Linked DNA regions of Homo sapiens: region 2 is linked to region 1. A link is a contact called in ENCODE Hi-C or POLR2A ChIA-PET data. All regions are on one chromosome and are shown on one strand. Each heading gives the region's core, a stretch centred on a gene start or an enhancer-like site at or near the end of the contact. The rest is flanking DNA. Distances are from core to core; before and after follow the strand shown.

Region 1 (6,449 bases), core at 417-2,916:
CTTCCTAAATCTCTGGTGGATGTTCCCCTGTGGTCCTGTTACAGTTATTCTGACCTAAACAGAACTGATCACGTTGCTTACTGGGAAGATGCACATGCAATCTCTAGTGTATAGTAGGTCCTCAATAATTACTGGTGACTGGTAAAGCAGCCAAGGCCTTTGGACTATAAATCGATCTTATTCTACGTTAATAACAATATTAGCACAGGATTCTATTCCCTTGCTGGATATTATTTACATTTGATAATGAATGAACTAATTCTCTTTGACAGCAAAACATGTATTCAGCTTACAGCCGAAAATGCAAGGGAAGGTACACAATAAGACGGATCCAAGCCCTGACCCCTCTGAGCTTTAAGCCAGTCAAGTAACTACTTGTTCTGAAAAGTATTAACTGTCCTATTAACGTTAACCTTCACAACACAATGCCTTGTGTTCAACTGGCCTTGGCCTCAAAGCACTTTCCTGGCACATTCCCTGAATTTAAAGAACGGTTTCCATACAGCTGAGAGGGTCGAGGCAGGGGTAAGTGTAGAAGACGCAAGAAATGGAGACACCCTGGGAACAGAACTCTAGACTGCACTCCAACCGTAGCACTTACTAGGCATTCGACTCCAGGACCTTGACACTCGCGCTCGCTGGCGGCGAGCCCCGCCTCCCCACTGCGCCTCATCTCCCAGACAGGCCCCGCCTCCCCACTCAGGCCCCGCCTCCCCACTCAGGCCCGTCTCCTCACTCAGGCCACGCCTCCCCGCCCAGTCCCGTCTCCGTACTAGGGCTTGCTCCAAGCCCTGCTTCCTCGCCCAACCTGGCCTCCCCACTACGGCCTAACCCCAAGCCCTTCTCGTCCAGCCCCGTCTCCACACTACTGCCTGGTCCTCAACTCCGCCTCCCCACTCCGACCCCATCTCCCTGACCAGCCCCGCCTTTACGCTCAGGCTCCGCCTCCCCGCCGGGTCTTGCCTCCAAATCCCGGCCCCGCCTCCACGCGGCCCCGCCTCCACGCGGCCCCGCCTCCACGCTCGGCCTGGCCCCAAGCTCTTCCTTCCTGGGGCACTCTGTCTCCGCACTCCGGCCTGGTCCCGAGCCCCGCCCCGCCTCCACACGGCCCCGCCACCACACGGCCCCGCCTCCACGCGGCCCCGCCTCCACGCTCGGCCTGGCCCCAAGCTCTTCCTTCCTGGGGCACTCTGTCTCCGCACTCCGGCCTGGTCCCGAGCCCCGCCCCGCCTCCACACGGCCCCGCCTCCACACGGCCCCGCCTCCACACGGCCCCGCCTCCACACGGCCCCGCCTCCACACGGCCCCGCCTCCACACGGCCCCGCCTCCACACGGCCCCGCCTCCACACGGCCCCGCCTCCACACGGCCCCGCCTCCACACGGCCCCGCCTCCACGCTCGGCCTGGCCCCAAGCTCTTCCTTCCTGGGGCACCCTGCCTCCGCACTCCGCCCTGGTCCCGAGCCCCGCCCCGCCTCCACAGTCCCGAGCCCGCCTCCAACCCTGCCCTGTCCCCACACCCAGCTTGGCCCCGAGCCACGCCTCCCACCCCGCCCCCACACTCCCGAGCCCCGCCTCGTCTCCACACTCCGGCGGCGCCTCCCTACCCGGCCCCGCCTCCGCGCTCGGGCTGCCAGCCCTCCCTTGCACGTTCCGGCTCCTCTTCTATCTTCACGCCCACGCTAGGCCCTGAGCCCAGCCTCCACGTCTCGCCGCCAACTCCACATCCTGGCTCCTATCTCTGCCTTCCAGGCATCTCCCAGCTGCACGCTCGGGCCCGGCTCAGAGCCCTAAGCCCTGCCTCCCGGTCCTGGCCGGGTTTCCCAGAACTGCACGGCGCCTCTCCGCCCAGGCCCAAGCGCGAGCCCCTCCTCCACACCCGAGTCCGAGCCCCGCGTCCCGGATTCGGACCCGCCTGCCTGGGGCGGTGCTGCACCAGGTGCGGGTGTGGCAGGCGTCTCGGAGCGCCAGGTGCAGCTTCCTGGTCAAGATGGTCGCCGCCTGCCGCTCGGTAGCCGGGCTCCTGCCACGCCGCCGCCGCTGCTTTCCCGCCCGGGCCCCGCTGCTGCGCGTCGCCCTCTGCCTCCTGTGCTGGACCCCGGCGGCTGTGCGCGCGGTCCCTGAGCTCGGGCTCTGGTTAGAGACAGTCAACGACGTAAGTGGAGTGTCGGGACCCAGGCGTGGCACGTCTCGGGCCGTCAGGGCCGTCGTGCGGCTTCGCTTGACCCCGGGCTTGTTCACCCTGCCTCTGCCGGGTCAGCACCGGGTCCCCTGATACCCTCCCTGAGCCTTTTGTCTGTTACAGCCGGGGAGCGGGGAGCGGCCCCTCCTCCGGCCCGACCTGGGCTGCAGGCAAGAGCCGTCAGGATTGCGCATGGGACGGCCCTCGGGTCCGAGCGCTCGGACTGTTACTGAGGGTCACCATGCCCGACGCCGTGGCCCTCATTCTGCTCTGACATGTTTTGGCTGGATCAGGAATCTCTCGGCACATCTAGCAGCATCTTTGGGATTCGACTCTTCCTGTCCGGATGCAGCCACAGTGGGCCACACCCCTGAGGCCGCAGGGAGGACTTGCCAGCGCTTCAGTTTCTGCATAAACTTAGAAAGCGGGTCTGCCGCTTCCTTAAAAAAAAAAAAGAAAGAAAAAATTTAAATGAGGGGGAAACGTGCAGTAGTCACCCTACCTCTATTTCTCTCTTCTTGAGTTCCTGAATTTCTCTACAGTTCCTGTCACAGTTCCGGGAGAGAGAGTGTGTGTGTAGGTGGGGCGGGACTTGTGATTAGGGAGTGCTTGAAAGGCGAATCTGGAGGCATGAGTGGGTGGAAACTCTTCTTTCCAAGGCAGGCTATTAGAAAACTTGGCGTCTGGTAATTAGAGGAGATGATGTGGGAGAGATGCAGGGGCAGAATTATGGAAAGTCTTGCAAAAGAGAGACAGGAAGTCTGGAAGAGGCATTATCTCCGGCTTCTCTGGGGTCAGATGACTCATCCAGCACTGTTTGGGATGGGTATTTTCCACATGCATGAAATAATGTCCAGGTTCTAAAGATGAGACTTATATTTTGATTTCCTTAACCAGAAAAAGAAAGTAGTTCCAAAGACTACAAATACTTCCCACAACACAAAAGCTACTCAGAGGAACACGCTGGGTATCTTTCTGGATCTTTTAAGACCTAGTGCAGCCATTTCCTCCAGGATTGGATTCTTCTGGGTTGGTGACCTAATTTGTGTGCCAGTTATAGTCTGCACATCTCCATTATTTAATTTCCTGAACGGGAAAAAGTAGAACTCAGTGAACTACTCTCATGGCTTCCTGCTGCTACGATAGTGAATAGTCAATATAACTATATTGGAAGTGAATCAGTTGCATGCATATTGTTGGATTACTTGAACATATCTGTATAGATCTTTGCTAAGTGTACTGTGAACATACCTGCAAAGATCTTTGCCAAGTGTACTTCTTCCTGCATGAGGAAGAGAAGTTTGCTCCTTGAGTGCTGCATGACCTTTAGGCTAATTTTACTCCTGTGTGACCCTGGGCCGCCAGAAGTCTAAAAGCCCTTCTCTCCCAAGAGTGGACTTATATTTTCCACATTTCAGGTTGTCAGAAACAGGAAAGGAGAGTGGGGCTTTCTTTCATTTGTACTGCAAATCTATCAGGAAATTTTGTTTCTTTGTTTTTGTTTGTTTGAGACAGAGTCTTGTTCTGTTACCTAGGCTGGAGTGCAGTGGCACAGTCATATGGCTCACTGCAGCCTCAAACTCCTGGGCTCAAGCAATCCTCTAGTCTCAGTCTCCTGCGTAGCGAAGACTATAGGTACATGCCACACACCAGTTAATTTTTAAATTTTTTTGTAGAGATAGGGGTCTCACTATATTGTCAAGGCTGGTCTTTAACTGCTGGCCTCAAGCCATCCTCCTGCCTCAGCCTCCCAAAGTATTGGGATTACAGGCATGAGCCACTACACCTGGCCAAGAAATGGTTCTTTTGAGTGTACAAGGGAGCAAATGGTTGAAGCACCACTGTGTGTCATATGTTAGACTGGTCATTGCTGTTGCAAAGATGAATTTTAGCCACAGCCCCTTCTCCCAAGACGTTCACACAATAATACGGATAACAGATTTATGAGTAGATAGTCATATACACTGTGATATACTTGGGATATTACTGGAGCACCAAGGGGGTCACCTAACCCTGCTTCCTGGAGGAGAGACCTGCCTCAGTCTTTTTTTTTTTTTTTTTGAGACGAAGTTTCGCTTTTGCTGCCCAGGCTGGAGTGCAGTGGCACAATCTTGGCTCACTGCAACTTCCACCTCCCGGGTTCAGGGGATTCTCCTGCCTCAGCCTCCTGAGTAGCTGGGATTACAGGTGTGTGCCACCACGCCTGGCTAATTTTTTATTTTTAGTACAGGCAGGGTTTTTCCATGTTGATCAGGCTGGTCTCGAACTCCTGACCTCAGGTGATCCTCCCGCCTCAGCCTCCCAAAGTTCTGGGATTACGGGCGTGAGCCACCGCACTCGGCCTCAGTCTTAAAAGATGGATAAGTACTACCTTGATGAAGAAGAGGAGGGGAACAGAGCAGCAGCAGTGCAGGAAATTATTGGTGTTCCTGCTACATCAAGTTCTGGCAGGGTTGTTAGAGGGGACTCAGGTCACCACAAGCTTTCCATGCCTGAGCTTGGCCTTGAGCCTGAGGCCAGAGGCCTCAAACTCAAGGACCTGTGTTGGCCAAGGCAAGTCATATCATTAAGCACAGTGAGCTAAGTTCAGGACTGGAGGGGGTAGTGAGGAATGTTGTGGACTACAGATTGCATGCCCATTCTGAAGAGGGCAGCTGCCATTTGGCTTCAGCTTACTCTGCATACATTCTAGCAGAGTGGGCACAGAATTGCCACAGCTCGTTTTTTTAAGTGAGACTGGAATCCATCTTTTTATTATGTCAACTAAAGTTTTAAAAAGGCCTCTTGTGGGCCCAGTATATCCCATTTTTAGGTTGGATTAGACCTCCAGACTCCCAGTAGCTACTTTAGGATGTGAATGAGGGAGCCATTGAAAGATCTTAGACATAATGCTAATCACTATGGCTGCTGTCTAAAGATGAATTATAGGATCAGATCTGGAGGTAGAAGTACCAGTTAAGCTATTGCAGAAATTAGGCAGGAAATGCAGAGGGCCTAAATTAGGGCAGTGGTGACAGAGATGGAGAGGAAGAACTAAATTTGATAAATGTTTGTGAGATAAAGTAGGCATGCCTTGGGGATTGGGTGATGGAAGTGGGGAACTGGAAGGAGCCATGGCTTGGGTGACTGTAGATGGTACCACCTCCAGCCAAGGTGGACAATGTAGGAAAAGTTGGTGAGCAGAGAGGAGTGTGTCTGGTTTAAAACAGGTTTGTCTGTTGGACATCTGTCAGTGGACATGTCCTTTAGGCAGTTGGGTATTTGGATCTGGAGCTCAAAGGAAGGATCCAAGTTGGGAATTTTATTGTTGTTGTTGAAACTCTGTTGGGGAAGGGAAGAGGTTACCACTTGTCCTATCAGTGTTTTTTGTTTTGTTTTGTTTTGTTTTTAATGCCTAATCATTTGTACATTTAACACAGTCTCTAACTGCAGGATTTTTATTCCTGAGAAGACATTAAACAACTAATCAATTATTTGATTTAAATTGTGGAAAGGTTGTGAAGAAGAAAGGGTGCTAGGGATTATATAAGGGAGGGCCTGGCCGGATATGGGCCACAGTGGAAGAATTCCTGCAGAACGGGCTTTTGAGCTGGGCTTTGAAGGGTGAGAAGGAGCCAACTAGATGAACAAAGGGTGAAAGGAAGGATTTTAAAGTAAATTTTTCAGGTTGACCACTAATCCTGAGGGCAGGAAAGAATATCATGCTTTTCTGGAACTGGAAAGTTGAGAGGTGGGCAGGACTTGATTATTCACGTCCTATAGGCTACAGTAAGAATTTCGGTCTGTTGTAATTGCATTGGTAAACCATAACGACTTGGAGCTGGGAGAGGGGGACAGTTCCTTATCAAAAGTACATTCAAATTGACGCCAGGAGAGCAACATGCAAATGCAGTCAGTTCATGTCACGTCTGAGCAGCACTAATCCTGCAATGGCAGCATCTTTTACCTCTTATGTGTCACTGGCCCTAACTGAGTCTGCTAGAGGCCAGAGCCCTCCTGATCCTCAGGGTAACTGCAGGAAGTAGAACCATGACAAGGTTTTAAGCAAGTTAGTGATGTGATCAGATTTACGTTAAAAAAATACTCTTGTCAGAGAGAGGAGTGCAAGGCTTAGAACTCTATATGTTGTGGGGTAAAACAGTTGCAAAAAAAACTTTCTAACAAGATCTTCCTGTGTTTGTTTTTCATTTTAGAAATCAGGACCTTTGATATTTAGGAAAACTATGTTTAACTCTACAGATATCAAGTTATCTGGTAAGTATAATAAA
Region 2 (6,774 bases), core at 2,351-4,850, 130 kb after region 1:
GTATATGGTATATATATGCTGTATATGGTGTATATATGGTATATATATGAATATGGTATATGTATATATATGTATATGGTATATATATATACACACACCATATATACCATATATACGTATATATGGTGTGTGTATATATATACCATATATACATATATATATATACCATATACATATATATACACACACACATATATATATATGAAGAATAACAGCCATGGAGGGTAATGGGGCACTTGGGCTGAGAAGCAGACAGGTCTAAGAGAAGCATTGTGACCAGTAACACTCACCTGGTGCTTTCCACCATCCTTGCCACCTGTCATACCCCAGGGAAAGAGGACAGGATCCCAGGGAGGGGCACTCCCTGGCATTTCCTCAGGGCCCTGATTCCACACAGTTAAGGAAGGCAGGCTTTCTGCTTTAAGAATAAGTGCCAGGAGCAGGGAGCACCACATTACAGGACCTGCAGGGCCTCTCATGTGGTTCTGTCTGCAATGGAGGGAAGGTCAGGGCGATTCTCACCTGTTGTATGTCCTGTATCTCAGATGTGGATGAATGTGTGGGCCTGCAGCCGGTGTGCCCCCAGGGGACCACATGCATCAACACCGGTGGAAGCTTCCAGTGTGTCAGCCCTGAGTGCCCCGAGGGCAGCGGCAATGTGAGCTACGTGAAGACGTCTCCATTGTGAGTATCTCCAGGGGAGGCACACCCTCACCCAGGCCTCCAAGTGTGGCTGGGCTGGATGCTTCCTAGAGGTTCTTGGGAGAAGGTACAGTTATACCATAGAAAGATGAGAGGCAGGAGGCTGGGAGGCTGGTGTCTCTGAATTTCCATTTCCGCTTAGTGGTTGCATTTAATGCGTTGCTGCTCTGGAGAAATAAGAACCCCATTCCCCATGGGAGTAATATACTAAGTGCACCCCCACTACATAGAGGTTGATGGGGTTGCTGCCACCCCAGGATGGCAAAGCCAGGGCAGGCACTGAAGGGAAGAAGCTGTTGGTGACATTACCCTGATAAACCCATAGCAGCCCAGGAGACAGGTATAGATCACATGGATTTGGGAGGTGACAGCATTCACATAGCCAGGAACTATAGACTCCCTTGAGTTACACTGCATATCCCGTGCACCCTGCATTATATCACTCTGCTTTTCCAATAGTACTAGAAGGTTCTACATCTAGTAACTGCAACTCTTAAACAGCAAGTAGAGCTTTTTTTTTTTTTTTTAAAGTTGGGAGATGGGCCTTTAAGGGGAATGACTACAACTATCACAAAGCACATACATTTTCCTCTCAAAAAGAGATCACAAGAGCCCTAGCGTTGTCTTTAAAATGAAGTAACAGCCATGGAGGGTAACTTAATTATTTGAATTGCTGTTGAGTTAAAGCAGATTAGAAGCAGCAAGAAACTTAGTGGCACTGAAGCATGGCAGTTTTTAGAGAGAGTGAAGACATCAGAACCTTCCTCATGAAGTCACTCGGTGAAGGGATAGGGAACGGGTCTATGACGGCCTCTGGGGCATTCGACCAACAGCTGGATGTGACAGTTGACTGCATAATCATGATGCTACAGAATCGCCAAATATACTAGATTGCATTTGTCTTTTAACAACATAGAGAAATATCGAAAGCATTTCCACAAGACCCTCTTTCCAAATGATTAAGGAAAACAGGGCTTCCTGCGTTGAGAATACACGTGATGGCCAGGCACAGTGGCTTATGCTTATAATTCGAGCACTCTGGGAGGCCGAGGAGGGCGGATCCCTTGAGATCAGGAGTTCGAGACCAGCCTGGCCAGCATGGTGAAACCCCGTCTCTACTAAAAATACAAAAATTAGCTGGGCGTGGTGGTGGGCACCTGTAATCCCAGCTACCCAGGAGGCTGAGACAGGAGAATCACTTGAGCCTGGGAGGTGGAGGTTGCAGAGAGCCTAGATCATGCCATTGCACTCCAGCCTGGGCGACAGAGTGAGACTCTGTCTAAAAATAAATAAATAAAATACATGCTGCTGTGTTTAGGAAGTTCACCGTACACCGTGTGGGAAGCACTGCATTACAGGATGTTGCTGGCTAACTGCTGAGGTCCTGCCATTACTGGGCGAGGTCGCAGCACATGGAGAAAGGGCACCTGGTTTGAATATCAGCATTGCCATTGTTATTTAATATTCCCAGGCTATATTTTTCTGTAAAAATGATAGTAATAGCATAAATAAATGTATGTGCACACACATACACACGTACACAGGTGGGCAGGGAGCACCCTTGAGCAGGAACAGAAGCAGCAGCCCTTCCTTTGCCATGCCTGACACCAGCTACATTCACTCGTCCACAGCTCCATAGCTCCTGGGTGAAGGACCCGTGGCTGGGAAAGGTCATCTAGGTGGCCTCTGCAAGAGGGCAGGTGGGCAGCCGGGTCAGAGCAGCTCTTCATGAGACTCCCCAAGGCTGACTGCCTCCATTTTGCCTCTCCGCTCCAGCCAGTGTGAGCGGAACCCCTGCCCCATGGACAGCAGGCCCTGCCGCCATCTGCCCAAGACCATCTCCTTCCATTACCTCTCTCTGCCTTCCAACCTGAAGACGCCCATCACGCTCTTCCGCATGGCCACAGCCTCTGCCCCCGGCCGAGCTGGGCCCAACAGCCTGCGGTTTGGGATCGTGGGTGGGAACAGCCGCGGCCACTTTGTGATGCAGCGTTCAGACCGGCAGACTGGGGATCTGATCCTTGTGCAGAACCTGGAGGGGCCTCAGACGCTGGAGGTGGACGTCGACATGTCGGAATACCTGGACCGCTCCTTCCAGGCCAACCACGTGTCCAAGGTCACCATCTTTGTATCCCCCTATGACTTCTGAGGGTACACAGGGGCACTGGGGTGTGGAGAGCTGACCTCATTTCTCTTCCCCGAAGGCTCAGCTTCGGGCACCGACTGCGTGGAGCCTCCCGCCTGTTCCCGCCCTCTCACCAGTGCACCCAGGCTTCTAGGGCAGCGTTGCACGGCGCCCCATGGAATAGCACGGAAGAGCAGCCACAAAACTCAACTGCTGCCATCACTCTTTTTTTTTTTCTGCTTTGAGGCCCTTCCCTTAGATTATGCACTAACTTTCTTAAAACTTTTTCATCCAGGGGATGGGTGGCTTTCCAAAATGCTGTGCAAATGGCCTTGTGAGTTTGAACTAGCTGGGGAGAGAAAAGGTGGCAATGTGTGTCAGGTGACTATCAGCCCTTCTGCCTTTTTGTAGCCAGGCTTGCTATGAATGAAACGGTTCTAGTCGTGCGGGGGGCCCTAGTCATGCCTCTGCGCATGTGGCATAGGAAGTGGAGTCTCCTCCCATGACCCAGCACGTTGTTCTTATCTGCCTTTTCCTCTGTGACATGCCTGCCTGCCTGCCTTCTCATCAGAGAGTCACAGGAGGGCCTTAAACCCCACGCAGATCCTTCTAGACCAAGGACCCATTGTTAAAAGCATGGATTCTGCCTGAGTTACTTCCCTTTTGAGAAATCATATCTCAAATACATAACCTGGTAATATAACTGAAAAAATAAAAGTGATTGCTCCTTCCTGCCCGCCTGACTTCTACCTGAGCATGAGACAGCCCACTTCCTTCTAGGAGGGGGTGGCTGACTCTCTTCCTGTCTGGGTTGGATACACTGGAATAAATGAGTCAGAGAACACAGAGGTGATGTTTGGGACTGTTCCACATTATAAATTTGTTTTGACCACATGGGAGATTGGTAAGGACAATACCTGGCCGTGGAGAGTTTAGGAAAATGCTTGAGTTGTCATAGATTCCATGGCCTTTTGTTTCTGATGAATTCACTACAGGGTGACGCCCTCCAGGTGATCAAAGAGAGAAAACACTGGCCAGAGCTGAGTGGGGTGTGGTAGGATGGGGTATGGGGTAGGGTGGGGAAGATCATTCAAGCTAAAACTTAAGAGGTAGCGAAGCTGTAAGAAAGTTTCATTATCTAATTACATGTCAAGCTGCTGGTGAGATTTCCTCACACATATTTTATTTAAATCTTTGTATTTGCCCTGGTATGAGATGGAGCCAGAAGTGTGTCACTAGTTCAATGATCAAGCCCTACATCAAGATGGTTTCTAAGATGGTTTATTCTTGTACTGTTGTTTGGACAAAGGTTGAGACACAGTCAAGAGTTGCTTTTGAAATGTTTCTTCTCCCATGGGCTCAGCTGCGATCTCTAACAACAGAAAAAGGACATGCAAACTAAAGTTACAAGACTTCATTAAAACATTATCCACAGCCTTATGTTTCTAAATGTAGCTATGCTGGGCCAGAAGCCTGCACACCACCCAGTCCCATGTGCACAACACCAGGCGGAAGAGTCTAAGGGCCTGGCCAGGTTCCTGAATGGGAGATGTCACAGCTGTGGGCTAGGGACAGCCCACACATCACACACATCATATGTGAGATATGATGACATATGATGTGGGATATATGTGGGATATATTGAGATATGATGTGTTCAGGGGGACAAGCCTCTCACATGCCAGAAGGTGGGGAGTGTTTGGGGAGTCTCCAGAGCAGGTGCCCTCTAAACTGGTATATGATAGGGCTTTGATGCCAAACAGCCCAGTTTAAAGCAACAATTTCCATCACCAAGATCTGCCGTCATCAAACCTGCTTCCCACTGATGAAATCACGCACCCAGCCCCGGTGCCCACAGCACCAAAGTACAAATGGCTGACTGCTTAGGATGTGGATGATGGCTGTGGACAATGATGGCTGGGCACTTCTTGTGGATGATGTGGATGATGGGTCTTTTGTGGATAATGGCTGGGCACTTCTCCCTGTGGAGTGTCTTGTTCTCTATATGCTCTCTCCTCACTCTCCTCTATGGAATCAACTTTTCTTTTGTCCTTTCAGAGCTCCACTCTGTACTAAGAGTAACTACTGGTTAACCAGAATTCATTTGCACCCCTTTCCAGGTAATATAGTTTCATATTATTTGAGGGAGGGGCTTTAAGACTTTTTATCATGCAAAGTTGCAAACATATGCAAAAGTAGAAAGAATAGTATAATGAACCCCATGTCTGAATCAGTAGCTTCAACAATGAACACATGGCCAACTTGTTTCATCTGCTATCACCCCACCTCATGATGATTCCCAATCCTATCATTTCATCTATAAATATTTTAGAATGTATCTCTAAAAGACAACTTTTAAAAAAAGGATAACCAAAATGCCATTCACATCTAAAACATTAATTCCTTAATACCTTTAAATATTCAGCCATCGTTGACATTTCTCTGAGTGGCTTATATTTTTTTGTTTACTTGCAGTAGGTCTATGCACTGTGATTTATTGATATGCATTTTAAGCCTTTTTTTAATCTGTAGCAGTGGGTCTCACACTTCAGCATATATTGGAATAATCTGAAGGTTTGTTGGAAGACAAAATATAGGGTCATTTATATTGTAGAATTTTTCACAGTATGAGTTTTTCTGAGTGCATCTCTGTCTTCTCTATTTCTTATAAATCTAGAGAGTTAGTCAGATTCAAGTTAGATTTATTTAGGCAAGACTACTTTATTGGTGGTGACAGATGCTTCCAGTAGGAGGAGCAAAATATCTGGTTGCCTCTCTTTTCTGATGTTAGCCCCCGCAGATTGCACAGATCCATTACTTCTGTAGGGATTGCAATTAATATTCTAGTGCTATTGATTTTTTCTTTGTTTATTAGCTGACATACTTTATAAAGAGAAACACACTCTCATCAGTTATTTGGTTACCCTGAGATTTGGTTTGTATAAGAAAAGTAGGATTGATTCTTGGCTTTCCTCCCTTTATTTTTCAGTTTTCAAAATGAGATGGTTCACAGGCATCTTTCCAACATGCCCTGTGAGAGTTGTTTTCTTCTTTGAGTACATTATGAACTCATGGTTGAAACATATCTGATGTTATCATGTGTGTTATCATCTGTATTAATAGTAATTACAGCTACTGTCTTTGTTTTTGCTCAAATTGTTCTATCTTTGGTTCTTGGGAGCTGCTTCGAGGTGGCTGATTCCTTTTGACATGACCCTAGTAGTCTTTTTCATCCTGTATATTTTCTGCCCCTGCCCTGAAATCAGCTGTTTTCTCCCAGTAATCCCTGGTTCCTTCTAGTGGGGGATGGTAATTAGACATCAAGGTCTGAGTGCTCAGAGTGCTCATTGGTAGTGGTTACATCATAGTTTCTTGGCTTTAGTGGCTAGAGCTAGGAAATATGTATTATTAGTATTTTTTAAGATAAAACACTACATGAGTTCATGCTGATACTTCCAATTTAATTCAGGACTACTGTGGGTTTTTTGTTAGTTAGAGGGGAGAACTGGCATAGGGACAGGGTCTCTCTGTGTCACTCAGAGTAGACTGCAATGGTACAACCATAGCTCACTGCAACCTCAAATTCCTGGGCTCAAGCGATCCTTCCACCTCAGCCTCTGAGTAGCTGGGACTACAGGTCCATGCCATTATGCCCAGCAAATTTTTATTTTTTTGTAGTGTTTTCGTTTTATTTTATTTTATTTTATTTTTGAGACAGAGTCCAGCTCTGTTGCCCAGGCTGGAGTGCAGTGGTGCAATCTTGGCTCACTGCAACCTCCACCTCCTGGGTTCAAGTGATTCTCATGCCTCAGCCTCCTGAGTAGCTGGGATTACAGGCATGCACCACCACACCTAGCTAATTTTTGTATTTTCAGTAGAGACAGGGTTTTGCCACGTTGGCCAAGCTGGTCTCAAACTCCTGTCCTCAAGTGGTCTGCCCGCCTCGG

Evidence for each region. A loop is a pair of places that touch in the nucleus more often than their neighbours do. ChIA-PET counts read pairs that join two places held with the same protein, here RNA polymerase II (POLR2A). Pooled maps may share reads with other maps.
Region 2: a map of CD8-positive, alpha-beta T cell shows a loop between it and region 1 (4-fold over the local background). The contact joins the enhancer-like site here to the promoter of TMEM87B in region 1. A Hi-C loop is called at or near these places in 6 of 168 maps with a recorded cell type or tissue (CD4-positive, alpha-beta T cell, CD4-positive, alpha-beta memory T cell, CD8-positive, alpha-beta T cell and 1 more) and 10 of 50 pooled maps. POLR2A ChIA-PET finds 5 or more read pairs at or near these places in 9 of 52 experiments (CD4-positive, alpha-beta T cell, CD4-positive, alpha-beta memory T cell, WTC11 and 5 more).

Annotation. Positions count from the first base shown.
Region 1 is chr2:112,053,603-112,060,051 of GRCh38, forward strand. TMEM87B (transmembrane protein 87B) reads left to right here and starts at 1,667. Exons shown (of 19, transcript NM_032824.3): 1 at 1,667-2,154; 2 at 6,375-6,435. The coding sequence starts at 1,990. RefSeq lists silencers at 659-708, 909-1,638 and enhancers at 2,369-2,438, 2,469-2,808.
Region 2 is chr2:112,184,656-112,191,429 of GRCh38, forward strand. It overlaps FBLN7 (fibulin 7), which reads left to right. Exons shown (of 8, transcript NM_153214.3): 7 at 546-684; 8 at 2,479-3,563. The coding sequence ends at 2,851. Among named protein-coding and RNA genes, the nearest start is that of FBLN7, 50 kb to the left of the region's middle. Within about 2 kb of position 3,601, at least 6 of the 41 ENCODE cell types and tissues checked have a DNase peak (open chromatin) inside an H3K27ac peak, as active enhancers do; they include CD4-positive, alpha-beta T cell and CD8-positive, alpha-beta T cell, where a contact is called at or near this core.